Regions from separate parts of the Homo sapiens genome. Here region 1 is linked to region 2. Evidence: chromatin loops called from intact Hi-C (ENCODE). Cell type or tissue: adrenal gland. All regions are shown on one strand. Links, peaks and the distances in the headings refer to the core of each region. The heading gives the core; the rest is flanking DNA. Region 1 overlaps EML1 (EMAP like 1). Region 2 overlaps EML1 (EMAP like 1).

Region 1 (7,333 bases), core at 2,001-4,500, 55 kb before region 2:
CTCAGCCTCCTGTGTAAAGTTTTGGTATCCGATCTCCAGAATCTTTTTTTTTTTTTTTTTTTTTTTTGAGACATTCTTGTTGCCCAGGCTGGAGTGCAGTGGCGTTAATCTCGGCTCACCGCAACCTCTGCCTCCCGGGTTCAAGCGATTCTCCTACTTCAGCCTCCCGAGTAGCTGGGATTACAGGCATGCTCCACCACACCCAGCTAATTTTGTATTTTTAGTAGAGATGAGGTTTCTCCATGTTGGTCAGGCTGGTCTCGAACTCCCAACCTCAGGTGATCTGCCCACCTTGGCCTCCCAAAATGCTGGGATTATAGGCATGAGCCACTGCGCCTGGCCAGTCTCTGGAATCTCTAATGGAAAGTGTGCTCCTTCCCCCAAGCAAGAGCCAGTACAAGACCACTCTCAAGAAGGGTAGTGCCAAGTATGAGGAGACAGGGCATGGATTCAGAGCTGCCCTTCACACCCAAGCACAGCAACACTGGCTGCTCTGACAAGCCAAGAAGGGTGACAAGTGTCTAAGCTCTTTTAGGAATGGAGAGCTGGGAAAAAATTTAGAGCTGTTTAGAAAAATGATGAGGGGCATATGTTTGCTAAAGAAATTTCATGACATATGCCTTCTGATCGCCAATAACATGCATTCTCTCCCAATTAGCTAAGAATCTAAGAAGAGAAACAGCAGATGCAGGACCCGGGATCTAGGAAGGATCTGGACTGGAGTCTTGGAATATCTCTGAGTTTTTGTTTTTTTTTAAGGATTGCTTTTGTACGTTTGGCACCGTTTGATGCCGTGAACGCCTGATTGGAGCATCTCATTTGCAGGACTGTTTAAAGAGACAAGCAGGCACAGGCTGCACACGTGCAGACGAATAATGAACTCTTGAGAATTAGCACAAAAGATTACGTGCATTCTTTCGTGATCCTCTGTAATCTACCACCAAATTACTTTCCCAGAGTTGGAGTGCATAGGCTTTGGAGACAGACACATCTGGGTTGCAGCCTTGATTCTGCTGTTCAATGAAATGACTGTGTGAACTTGGATAATTACTTATTCTTTCCTGGCCTCAGTTTCCTCAGCTCTAACAAGGAGAGCTGGCTGCAAGGCGATTCTAGAGAGTCCTGGCAGGAAGCAATGGTGCCCTCAATGGCCAATTTAAGGCGATTGTGACAAAGTCACTGTTGTGAAGGTTGGTGCAAGGTATAGGGAGACCACAAGGGCTGGGGTAGTGGCCAGGACTGGTACAGCAGGCACAGTCCCACCCTAGGCCTGAAGGGGCAGAGGGGCAGTTACCAGACCTGGGTTCAGAGAGGGCTGGGTGGACAGAGCCGCCAGACAGGAGCTGTGACAGCAACCCTACCCCAGGAAGAAACCCTGACCTCACTCCCCTCCCTCCTTCCCCTCCACTGCTCCTACCCAAGGGGAAGCCTGTTGATGCAGCCCACGCAGGGGAGAGAGGGTGGAGACGGGGTCTGCAGGGCAGGCTTGAGAGCTCCAGCACAGCGTTGTCTAGAATCAAGATGCTAGGACTTAGTAGTAAGTGTCACCTTAGTGTTGTCTTGATGGTTACAGCTGGGTTGACTTATCCTCATTCCTGATGCCTAGTAGGTATCTCATAAATGTTAGATTTGTGGTCTTACCACACCCCTCTGCTTACTGTGTGCCAAGAGTTTCCAGGACTCTGTGGTCATGCTTTATCAGTCACGAGCCCCTCCTTTTTCCGTATTTAAATACTGTTCATGCCTTAAGACCCGGCCTACAGACTATCCCTGGGGTGAAGTCTTCCCTCATCTGTCCCGGATTACTTGGTCTTTCCTCTGCGTTTCTGAATTATGATACATACCCCTCTGATCACTGCTGGTTTCCCTCTGCCCTGCACCGTGGTCAGCTGTGAGGGCCTTTGTTGCCACCATCAGCTAGTGAGTTCCTTGAGGGCAGGGGCGCTGTGTTGTCTTTTTCTTTCGTTTGCTTCTTTCCCCTGCTCTGCACAGTGCCTCGCAGGGAGTTTGTCTCCAGTACATTCTTGTTGAATGAAAAATCAGATGCTGAAATTATGCAAAGAGCTGTGTTATCTTTAAATTATTATAAGAGACAAGGAGAGAACTTCTGGATCCTGAGAAGCTTTTCAGTAATACCAGAAACATTTCTTCATTGTGTACGGTAATAAAATAACACACAGTCATAGGTGGCAAAGCCTCCTAATTACTGTAGGTTGGAGTCAGAGTGTAAGAACTTCCAGCATTCATGGATCACATATATTATATACGTATTTAGTGAAAAACAATATATATTATTTAATTTTGTTTATTTTTCTATTTTTGTTCAAAATGGTCTCTAAATGCAGGCCAACCACGGTGTGTATTTAACTCCCCAAACAGGAATCTATTCCAGTCTTGGAGGGATTTGCTGAGAGATGATACAGTTTACACAAAACCACGTATGCTCCACACTGTGGACTATCTGGGGAATTTTTCAAGAGTAATTTCAACACACTCTATTTTCCATCCAATTCACTGCCCTTAGAACATAACCCCAATATAAAATGATCTCCTTTCTAATATTTTACAGTTTTTAAAGCACCTTCAGATCTGTTTCTCACTTAATTCTCACAACCAAACTCTAAGGTAAGTAAAATACTACTTTATCATATTTATCTTACATGTAATCAGGGAAGCTGATGGGTGCTGAGTAACTTAGCCAAGGCCAAATAGTTCAGTGAGGACCACATCTCGATCCTAGGTCTCCCGAAAAAAACCCCAGGTTTCTTTGAACTATACCAAGTGGCTTTCTATTTGTTGTCTTCATGTTAGCATCCGTGTTGACCTGGTAATCTATACCTTTATAAAAAGAGAAAATACGCTATAGATAATTGAATTTTTGCAAATTTTGTTATTTTTTTCCCTGCACCTTGAAAATTGTTATGCCCTGCTTTAAGAAACCCCGACATTCTGTAACATTTTCTGAACATTTTCAATTCCCCTATCTGCTTAAATATCATATTTATCAAACTTTGACCTTGTTCTTCAGGCCACATTGTAGGTAAAGTGGCTTGTTTTTTATTTTATTTATTTATTTATTTAATTCCTCTTCTCCCTCAAAGCACAATCTGCTGTATGTTAAAGGGGCGGGGAAGCTGCTGACTTTGCAGTAGCGCATACTTACTCACGCAATTTTCCATTCTGGCTGAAGTAAGGGATGAGACAGCATGCCCAGAAGCTGTGTCCAGCACTTGGACAGGCGCCCTGGTCGGCACCCTGGGAACCTCGGCCGTGCACTGCCAGCTTTCTGGGTCCATCCCAGCCCTGGGTGTATGGCAGATGCCTTGAGATTTAACAGCCCTTGAGTCAGGCCTGCAACGTCTTATCTGCGATTTCAACATCCAGAAAGCTGTGAAACCCAGATGTTTTTTGGTAACTTGTTTGCTAGTTGGATTTGGCCTGATCTGAAATCATTTGATGGGTGGGGAGAACTCCTCTGAATTGAAACATGTGGCTTTTAATCGTTTGTGTTCATTTCTTTTAGTGTGAAAGTTCTGCTTTTCTGTAGAGGTATTTTTGAATGTGACTATGGGTCTTGTCCTAGGCCCTTCTGGGATATTGGCTAATGTATGGTGTATGCCCTGGACTTCCGTTTTAAAGTCTGAATCTGAGTTCAAAAACATTTCAGGCCCCAGGGATTTGAGGAAGGGTTTCCAGACCAGTATAACCAGACAGCCGAGCCGGCCCTGTACCGCGTCTGGTTCCTGGGTGGTTCCTGCTGCAATGCGGCCCAGTCAGGGCACTGCTGCTGACTTGTATCTGCGGACACTCCCCAGTGTTTGAGTGATGTTTACGTGGAAGCCTGGCGTGTAGGAAGCTGGCGCCCCTGGGGGAACTGCAAGGCCATTTTACAGCATTCACCTGTCACCGTGTCCTTCAGAACCAGCCAGATGCTACAGAGCCAGGCTGTACCAGAGTCCAGGCCCATGAAAACAAAGTTCAGGGAGACTCTGTTGACTTTGCTAAATTCATGGGTTCCTTCCTTCCTTCATTTCTTTGTTCAACAGGAATTTATGTATCTGCCATAAGAAGACCTGTGCTTGGCTTGTGAAAAGTAGCAGTGACACTTCACATGAGTGTAACATCTGCGGTTTATGGTTTTGTTGCAGTGTTTCATTTCGTCCTCGCAACCATTCAGTGGACCAGCTGGTGTTGGCCCTTTTCATAGATGAGGAAACTGAGGGCTAAATAGCTTCTCCACATCTGCAGATTCCAATCCTCGTGGCTTTTCCTGTTCTGCGGCTTTCATAGGCCCTCTGCATTATTTGTTAAGACTCAGCTATTTTCTAACCCCAACCCACTTGAAGCAGTGGCTTTTTCAGATACCCGGGACAAATCACGTGACCTTGTGGCTCAGTTTTCTATGCCATAAAGTGGGATTCCTTCCTAATCCTTGCAACTCTTAAGTGAAATAATCTATGTGACTGCTTTGTGAATTGTGAAACTCAATCTGGTGACTATAGTTAATAATAACATATTACATGTTTCAAAATTGCTAAAGGAGTGGATCTTAAATGTTCTCAGCACAAAAAAATGATACATATGTGATGTGATGGGTATGTTAATTAGCTTGATGTAATCATCCACATACATATACATGTATCAAAGCATTGCATTGTACCCCCTAAATATATACAATTATTGTCAGTTAAAGAAAAAACTCTGATCACATGGTAAAGTATTTCTGATTCTTCTTCCTCTTTTCCTACATCCAGATATGTCTGTCTGGGATCCCATATGGTGGTTCTCCCCGTCTCTTATGATGTTCACCTCATACACGGTTGACCCTTGAACAACGCAGGGGTTAGGGGGTGCTGAGCCCTAGCACAGTTAAAAATTCATGTATAATAGGGGTTTTTTTTTTGTTTTTTTGGGTTTTTGTTTTTTGAAACAGGGTCTCGCTCTATCACCCAGGCTAGAGTGCAGTGGTTGATCACAGCTCACTGCAGCCTTGACTCACTGGGCTCAAGTGATCCACCCACGTCGGCCTCCCAAAGTTCTGGGATTACAGGTTCGAGCCACTGTGCCTTGTGTTGAGTGTAACATTTGACTCCTCAAAGTCTTAACTACTAACAGCTTACTATTGACCGGAACCTTACCAATAATACAAGCAGTCGATTAACACATATTTTGTATGTTATATGTATTGTATACTGTATTCTTACAATACAGTGAGCTAGGGAAAGGAAAATGTTACTAAGAAAATCAAGCCGAGTTGGGTGGCTCATGCCTGTAATCCCAACACTTTGGGTGGCCAAGGCGGGAGGATCACTTGACCCTAGGAGTTTTAGATCAGCCTGGGCAACACGATAAAACCCTGTCTCTACCAAAAAAAAAAAAAAAAAAAAATTAGCCAGGCTTTGTGGCACGAACCTATAGTCCCAGCTACTTAAGAGGCTGGGGTGGAGGATTGCTTGAAACTGGAAGGTTGAGGCTGCAGTGAGCCAAGATCACATCCCTGCACTCCAGACTAGGCAACAGGAATGAGACTATGTCTCAAAAAGAGAGAGAGAGAGAGAAAGGAAGGAAAGAAAGAAAATAAAGAAAAATCATAAGGAAGAGAAAATACATGTACTATTCATAAGTGGCAGTGGATCATCACAAAGGTCTTCAACCTCATTGTCTTCACATTGAATAGGCTGAGGAGGAGGAAGGGTTGGTCTTGCTGTCTCAGAGGTGGCACAGGTGGCAGAAAATTCCTGTGTAAGTGGATCTGCGCAGTTGAAACCCACAGTGTTCAAGAGTCACCCGTACTTATTTCTCTACTCTCCTGTCTGACATCTCAAGAGCTAAGCCCCCTTGGTATTCATTCATCTTTGAGAACTCTGCATTGCCTAGTTTAATAGGTGAACAGTACGTGTGTGTTGGAGTTTGTACAGTGGGGAGATGTATTGCTGGTAATTCAGGGGGTTAGGGTTGCTGATGCAGTCAGGGAGGCCTGACTGTGCATGCCCAGCCCCTTCATCACCAGGCGCCATGTGGGTGCCCAACCAAAGACATTCATGAGGCTGTCTCTCTGTGATAACGAAACAGCTGGACATACACTGAGAAAGGAAGTCAGCCAAATGAATATTTTCTAACCTAACTCTAAAAAGGTAGATGCCAGGCAGCATCCAGGTGACGATGCTTTTTTGAGGCTGACATAGTGGTACACAGCATTGAGGTGCTGTCAGATCTCTTCCCTGCCGTCCACCTCCCAGTGACCATTCCTCGGCTGCACAATGCGCCTCCCCACATGCATTGTCCCACGGCCCTCCCTGTACAATCGGCTCTTCACTTTGCCTGGCTCAGAGGTGTCTTCCATACCAAAGAGGCTCAGAGTGTCAGGATTTAGGGGAGGTTGGAAGCAGGTGGGGTAGGGAGGGGAGTCAGCCTTCCTCCTCTGCAGGGTTGCAGAAAGTTTCAGGGGTCAAGGAAATAATAAACACCTTTGAATAGAGGCTCAGAATTGTTTGTTTGGAGTTCCCAGTGACTAGTATCTCAGCTGCCAACAGCTTTGGTGCAATTTACTTTTCTTTAGCTGAACATTCTTACGTGGTTTTAAAAGCAAGTAAACAGATAAAGTGTTTCTAAGTGTAATAATTCTCTTTCCTGATGCATAGCTAACAAGCAGTGAGCAGGCAGAGGGGCCCTAAACCAAAGGCTCTCTCATTTACTCTGTAAAAAATCTGTTCCACACTGCGTAACCTCCACATCCTTCTCCTAAGGCTGAATAAATTGGGTGCCACCCTTTGAAATGTAGTACTCTGTTTGGCCCAGGAACCGTAGTTAGCCGTCTTTCTTGAGGAAAGCTGATTAATCTTGTTTTGCCAAGCAGAAGGATTATGGGTATGGCTGAACCAGTTTTGTACGCTTTGAAATATCAGCCCTGTCAATTTTGTGTTTCTCAGTGAGGGAGGAACAGGGGACGGTCTCACGCAAGAGAAATCCTGGCTTTTGATTTAAGGAAAAAACCCCCAGCCACTTAGCTTTTTTTCTTTTTAATCATTATCTTCAAGACAAAAATTCAAATACCCTAACATGTACAATTATATAGTGTTTTTGTTGTAGAAAATATCATTTGGTAGATTATCAAGACTGACAAAAATAACTATCTTTACCTATTAAAAACGATTGAGATGGCCAGGTGTGGTGGCTCACGCCTGTAATCCCAGCACTGTGGGAGGCCGAGGCAGAAGGATTGCCTGAGCCCAGGAGTTTGAGACCAGCCTAGGTCGCATAGTGAGACCCGGTCTCTATAAAAATTTAGCCAGTTGTGGTGGCGTGTGCCTGTAGTCCCAGTTACTTGGGAGGC
Region 2 (7,333 bases), core at 2,241-4,740:
AGTTTTGTTGTTGGTAATATTTTAAGAGCCTAAATGGAGGCAGATTTAATTCTATGATGAACAAAATCTGCTAGCTTTTTTGTTTGATTGGAGATGGAGTATCACTCTGTTGCCCAGGCTGGAGTGCAGTGACAGGATCTCAGCTCACTGCAACCTCTGCCTCCCGGGTTCAAGCAATTCTCCTGCCTCAGCATCCTTAGTAGCTGGGATGACAGGCGCATGTCACCACGCCTGGCTAATTTTTCTGTTTTTAGTAGAGACGAGGTTTCACCATGTTGGCCAGGCTGGTCTCAAACTCCTGTCCTCAGGTTATCCACCTGCCTCAGCCTCCCAAAGTGCTGAGATTACAGGAGTGAGCCACCATGCCTGGCCTCTGCTAGCATTTTTAAATGAACTTTTTATTTTAGGATAGTTTTAGATTTCTAGAAAAGTTGTAAGCACAGAAGGTTCCCATAGACCCAGTACCCAGTTTCCCCTGTTATTACCGTCTTACATTAGTATGGTACATTTGTCACAACTAATGGATCAATATTAATACATTATTATTAATTAATGACCATGCTCTATTGGGATTTCCTTAGTTTGTCCCTTAAGCCCTTTTGGTTCCAGGTTCCCATGCAGGATAACACATTATCTTTAGTTACCCTGGCTCCTCAGCCTCCTCCAGGCTGACAGTCTTCCTTGTTTTTGATGATCTTGACAGTTTTGAGGAATACCTGTTAGAGGGTTCATTGACTATCCTTCACCTTGGCTTCGCCTGATGTTTTTCTCATGGATAGACTCAGCTTATGGGCTTTAGGGAGGAAGGCACAGAGGTAAAGTGCCATTCTCATCTTATCAGCACATCCCGTCCAAGGGTGCATGCTATCAACATGGCTCATCACTGTGGTTGTTGACCTTGGCCATCTGGCTGAGGGGGTGTTGGTCAGGTCTCTCCACTGGAAAGTAACTTCTCCCCCAACTTCGTCATGTGGCTGTTAGAAGGAAGTCAGTATGTGCCAGCTACATTTAAGGAGTGGCAGATTATATTTTACCTTCTTGAGGGTGGGGTAGCCACATAAATTATTCAGAATACAGCTGTATGGGGATTTGTCCGTTCTCTTCATTTATGTATTTACCCAATCATTTATTTATATATACTGTAGCATAAACTTACAGATACTCGTTGTGTACTTTGGGTTATAATCGAATACTATGTTATTTGTTTTGTGGCTCAAATTGTTCCAGCTTTGGCCTTTGGGAGCTCTTTCAGTTAGGTTTTGTGTCCGTTTGACTTGCCCCCACCAAAATAGTGTCTTTTGGTTTTGTTGTTGTTGTCTGAGCACTTCTTTACTTTCTGGCACCACAGAAGACTCCAGATTCATGTGCTCCCTGCCCCAGCCGTACGTGCTGCTGCTTCCCCTGAAGGCATGCTTTCTTCTGCTGTAGAATGGCCTTGGAAACCAAGGTTTGGGCATTAGGTGTCATTGCTTTAGGCCCTGTCAGCAGACAGAGCTCAGAAACATGTGTTTATACTAACCTGTGTGTGTGGGTGTCTATGTATGTATTTATACTTACATGTCTGCATCTGTGTTAAGGGAAACCTGAGTCCACACTGATGTCTCTACTCTAGTGGCACATGGTTCATTCCCGCCATCTGCCCTTGCTTATCCATCACCTCCCTCTCCAACAGTGAGAGACCTGCCGCTGCCATCCTCCATCCTTTTATGTAATTGTTCCATCCTGATGTTCCTGTGTAGTGGTTTCAGAATTGTTAGCCTCCACCTTTGTGGGAAGCACCCTTACTAACTAGAATACAGTGCTGATGCGCAGTTCCTGTTATCTTTAGTTTTACAGTCTCTACTCATTTCCAAAATGACTTAGGTCAGCATCTTCCTGCCCCCCACTACCTTCAGTGAGGTTGTCATATGTTTGTCATACAATCTTCATTCCATCATGGGGTTTCCCTGTCTCCTAGATGGTTTTACTTGCATACTTCAAGGTTCACTCTTGGTGCTGTAAGGGTCTCTGGGCTTTGACAAGGCATCATGTCACATATGCCCCATGATGGTATCTTACAGAATAGTTTTATCACCCTAGAAGACTTCCTGTATGTCACCTATTCAGCCCCTGCCCTGCAACCTCTGACAGCCACAAATCGATTTTCTGTCTTTAGTTTACCTTTACTCAAATGTCATATAAATGCAATCATACAACATGGAGCCTCTCAGACTTGCTGCTTTCCCTTAGCAATGTGGATTTCAGATGTGGTTTGCTTCATTCCTTTTATCACCAACTCATATTCCATTGTATGGATGGGTCAGTTTGTTTATCTGTTCACCTATCAGAGGACATCTTGGTCGCTTCCCGTTTTTGACGATTGTAAATAAAGCAGCTCTAAATATTTACATGCGGGTTTGTGTAGACATAAGTTTTCAGATCAATTGGGTAAATACCTAGTGTCAGTACAATTACTGGATCATATGGTGAAACTATATTTAGCTTTATAAGAAACTGCCAGACTGTCTTCCACAGTGGCTGTACTATTTTTCATTCCCACCAGCAAGGAATGAGAGTTCCTGTTGATCGGCATCCCGGCCATCAATTGGTATTTTGTCTGTCTTTTTGGATTTCAGCCATTCTAATAGGTGTATAGAAGTATCGCATTATTGTTTTAATTTGCATTTCCCTAATGACAAATGACGTTGAGCATCTTTTCATATGCTTATTTGCCATCTGTATATGTCTTCTTTGGTGAAGTGTCTTTTCAGATCTTTTGCCCATTTTTTTAATTGGGCTGTTTGTTTTCTTACCATTGAATTTGAAGAGTTCCTTTTATGTTCCTTATACAAGTCTTTTATCAGATACGTGATGTGCAAATATTTTCTCCCAATCTATGCCTTGTATTTTAATCCTCTTAAGTTCTTTTGCAAATTTTTAAAAATGTTAATGAAGTCCAAACTATCAATTTTTTTCTTTCATGGATTGTGCTTTTGGTATTATATCTAAAAACTCATCACCAAACCACTTTCTTCTAGAAGTTTTATAGTTTTGCATTTTAAATTTAGGTTTATGGGCTGTTTTAATTTTTGTGTAGGGTGTGAGGTTAGTGTCTAGGTTGCCTTTGTTGAAAAGATGATCTTGGCTGGGCATGGTGGCTCTCACCTGTAATCCCAACACTGGGAGGCCGAGGCAGGCGGATCACCTGAGGTCAGGAGTTCGAGACCAGCCTGGCCAACATGGCGAAACCCCATCTCTACTAAATATACAAAAATTAGCTGGGCATGGTAGCCAGCACCTGTAATCCCAGCTACTCAGGAGGCTGAGGTAGGAGAATCGCTTGAACCCAGGAGACCGAGTTGGCTGAGATTGTGCCACTGCACTCCAGCCTGAGCAACAAGAGTGAAACTCTGTCTCAAAAAAAAAAAAAAAAAAAGAAAAGATGATCCTTTCTCCAAGGAATTGCCTTCATACCTTTGTCAGTGCTGCTGGTGTTTCAAAATTCATGTCCTTTTCCTTTCTACTTAGCTTATGTTCTGTAAAACAGTGGTCTCCAGCCTTTTTGGCACCAAGGAAATTGTGGAAGATGATTTTTCCACAGAAGTGGGGCGGGTGGTGGGGATGGTTTTGGGGCTATTCAAGCATGGTACATTTATTGTGTACCTTCTTTCTTATTATTTATTGTGTACCTTCTTTCTTACTATTACATTTTAATATATAATGAAATAATTATACAGCTCACCATAACGTAGAATCAGTGGCAGTCCTGAGCTTGTTTTCCTGCAACCAGATAGTCCCATCTAGGGTTGATGGGAGACAGCGACAGATCATCAGGCATTAGATTCTCATAAGGAATGCTCAACCTAGATCCCTCGCATGCACAGTTCACAAGAGTTTGCACTCCTATGAGAATCTAATCTGATCTGACAGGAGGCAGAGCTCAGGTGGTAACATGAGTGATGGGTAGCAACCGTAAATAGAGATGAAGAGTTGCTCACTCGCTCACTGCTCACCTCCTCCTGCTGTGTGGCCTCATCTTCCTAACAGGCAGTTGAGGACCCCTGCTGTAAAATGTTACCTTTGCAAAGGGGAACTTTCTGATATTATTTTCTGCTTGTCTTACAGCAAGACCACTGATGCAGACCCTGCCTTTAAGAACCACGGTCAACAATGGCACTGTGTTACCAAAGAAACCTACTGGCTCTCTACCATCCCCCTCCGGGGTCAGGAAAGAAACTGCTGTGCCAGCAACCAAAAGGTGAGCCAGAAGCAGGGCCTTAAATGAACTCTCAAAGCAGTTCTCTCTTAGATTCCAACATGAGTATTACTTTTTAAAATGACATTGTACAATTTCTTCTGTGAGTTAAAGCTTATAAAAGTCCAACATTTTATATGGTGCCATAACAAGAACTAGTTAAGTTTATTATTATTCTTGTTTTAGATTTACTTGTGTTGCCTTTGAAACCTCACTGGCTAAAACCACAGTGTGGTGTTTTGTATTTTTACTTAAAGTTCTCTTTTGAAAAAACAAATGTTAGTATAACCTGGGTAAAAATAAATAGCTGTTCCCAAGTCCATACTGGGAACATGGCAAAATTCAGATTGCCATAGCAACCTTAGATTTTTCTCTATGCAATTTGGATAAGCTCATACTTTCAAAATGTACCCAACAATGGAGTCTAAATATTGATGTTATCTGTCACAAAGAGCACAGTTTGCTCTTAACTTTGCTATTATTTTGTAATTATCATTTAAAGATTTTTATATTTTAGGGCCAGGTGCAGTGGCTTACACCTATAATCCCAGCACTTTGGGAGGCCAAGGTGGGCGGATCACTTGAGCTCAGGAGTGTGAGACCAGCCCACCTTAACCATTTTTAAGTGTAGAGTTCAGTAGTGCTGGCCGGGCTTGGTGGCTCATGCCTGTAATTCCAGCACTTTGGGAGGCCAAGGCGGGCAGATCATCTGTGGTCAGGAGTTCGAGACCAGCCTGACCAACAGGCGAAGCCCTATCTCTACTAAAAATACAAAAATTATCTGAGCGTGGTGGCACATGCCTGTGATCCCAGCTACTTGGGAGGCTGAGGCAGGAGAATCGCTTGAACCTGGAAGGCCAAGGTTGCAGTGAGTCAAGATTGCACCATTGCACCCCAGCCTGGGTGACAAGAGCAAAACTCCATCTCAAAAAAAAAAAAAAAAAAAAAAAAAAGAGTTCAGTAGTGTTAAGTATATTCACGCATCTATTGTTGTGCAACAGATCTCTAGAACTTTTTCATCAGGCAAAATAGAAACTCTAGACCCATTAAATAGTAACTCCCCTCTACTCTCCCCACTGCCCTTGGCAACCACCTCTCTACTTTTTGTTGCTATGATTCTGACTACATTAGGTATTTCCTAGGAGTGGGATCATCTAAGTAGTGCTTGTTCTTTTGTGACTGGCTTACTTTGTTTAGCATGATGTCCTCGACATGCATCCATATTGTAGCATGTGACTGATTTTAAGGCTGGATAATATTGCATTGTGTGTATATATCATATTTTGCTTTTTATCTTAATTTTAGGTTCAGGGGGTATGTGTGCAGGTTTGTTACAAGGGTATATTTGTGATACTGAGGTTTGGGCTTCTGTTGATCCTGTTACCCAGATAGTGAAGATAGTACCAAATAGGAAGTTTTTCAACCCTTACCCACCTCTCTCCCACCCTCCTTTTGGAGTCCCCAGTGTCTCTTATCCCCATCTTTATCATATTTTGTCTATACATTCATCCATCAGTGGCTATTCTGTACCATTTATCTGCACATCTGTCCTTATGGCCAATACCCTACCATCTTGATTACTATTGCTTTTTAGTATGTTTTAAAATCAGGAAATGGGAGGCCCCCAACTGTATTCTTCTTTTTCATGATTGTTTTGGCTATTTAGGGTCCCTTGATATTCCATATGAATTTTAGGATAGTTTTTTTCTATTTCTGCAAAAAAATGCCTTTGGGATTTTGATAGAGATTGCATTAAATCTGCATATCACTTTGAGTAGCATGGAGATTTTAGCAATATTAAGTCTTCCAATCCATAAACATAGGATGTCTTTCTCTTTTTTTGTATTTTCTTTTAGCAAAGTTTTGTAGTTCTCAGTGTATGAGTCTTCTAACTCCTTGGTTAAAGTTATTCCTAAGTATTTTATCCTTTTTGATGCTTCAGTAAATAGAATTAATTTCTTAACTTCCTTTTCAGCTTGGTCATTGTTATTATATAGAAATGCATCTGATTTTTGTGTGTTGGTTTTGTACCTGAAACTTTGTTGAAATTATGTATTAGTCCTCACAGTTTTCTTCTGGAATCTTTAGGGTTTTCTAAATATAAGATTCTGTCATCTGTAGACCGATAGTTTTACTTTGGATCCTTTCCTATTTGGATGCCTTTCATTTCTTTCTCTTGTCTGATTGCTCTGGGTAGGACTTTGAGTACTATGTTGAATAATAGTGGCAAGAGTGGGTATCTTGCCTTCTTCCTAATTTTAGAGGAAAAGCTTTCAGTCTTTTACCATTGAGTATTATTTGAGCTGTGGCCACTCAAATATGGCGTTTATTACATTGAGGTAGTTTCCTTCTATTCCTAGTTTGTTGTGTTTTTTTATCATGAAAAGGAGTTGAATTTTGTCAAATGCTTTTTCTGCATCAGTTGAAATGATCATGTGGTTTTTGTCCTTTATTCTGTGAATATTGTATCACATTGATTGATTTTTATGTGTTGAATCATTCTTGCATTCCAAATATAAATCCTAATTTGTCATGGTATATAATCCATTTAATGTGCTGTTGTTTTCAGTTTACTAGTATTTTGTTGAGGATTTTTTCATCAGCATTCATCAGGGATATTGGTCTATAGTTTTCTTTTCTTGTGTCTTTGTCTGGTTTTGGTATTAGAATAATGCTGGCCTCATGCAATGATTTGGAAGTGTTCCCTCCTCCTCAATTCTTTGGAAGAGTTTAAGGAGCATTGGAATTTATCCTTTTTTAAATGTTTGATAGAATTCTCCGCTGCAGCCATTGGGTCCTGGACTTTTCTTTGTTGGGAGGTTTTTGATTACTGCTTCAGTCTCCTTACTAGTTCTAGGTCTGTTCATATTTTTTGCTTCTTTATGATTCAGTCCTGGTGGGCTTTGTGTTTCTAGGACTTATCCATTTGCTCTAGGTCACCCAATTTGCTGGCATATGCTTGTTCACAGTGGTCTCTTATAGTCCTTCTCGTTTTTGTTATATCCGTTGTAATGTCCTTTCATTTCTAATTTTAGTTATTTAAATTTTCTGTCTTTCTTTGTTAGTCTAGCTAAGGGTTTTTCAATTTTGTTGATCTTT

What was found. Hi-C counts contacts between places; a loop is a spot of excess contacts. Peaks named below come from ENCODE experiments on the same cell type or tissue, not always from the same donor. Only the 100,000 strongest peaks of a DNase experiment are listed, where the experiment ranks them.
Region 1: a loop joins it to region 2, with 1.9 times the contacts of the local background. A loop is called at or near these places in 7 of 110 quality-filtered maps.

Annotation. Positions count from the first base shown.
Region 1 is chr14:99,806,274-99,813,606 of GRCh38, forward strand. All of the region lies in intron 1 of EML1 (EMAP like 1), which reads left to right. Among named protein-coding and RNA genes, the nearest start is that of EML1, 17 kb to the left of the region's middle. In adrenal gland, for the core only: no CTCF peak of the experiment used is centred there; a DNase peak (open chromatin) is centred at 3,278; H3K27ac peaks cover 818 bases.
Region 2 is chr14:99,861,410-99,868,742 of GRCh38, forward strand. EML1 (EMAP like 1) reads left to right here. Exons shown (of 22, transcript NM_004434.3): 3 at 4,105-4,237. Among named protein-coding and RNA genes, the nearest start is that of EML1, 72 kb to the left of the region's middle. In adrenal gland, for the core only: no CTCF peak of the experiment used is centred there; no DNase peak of the experiment used is centred there.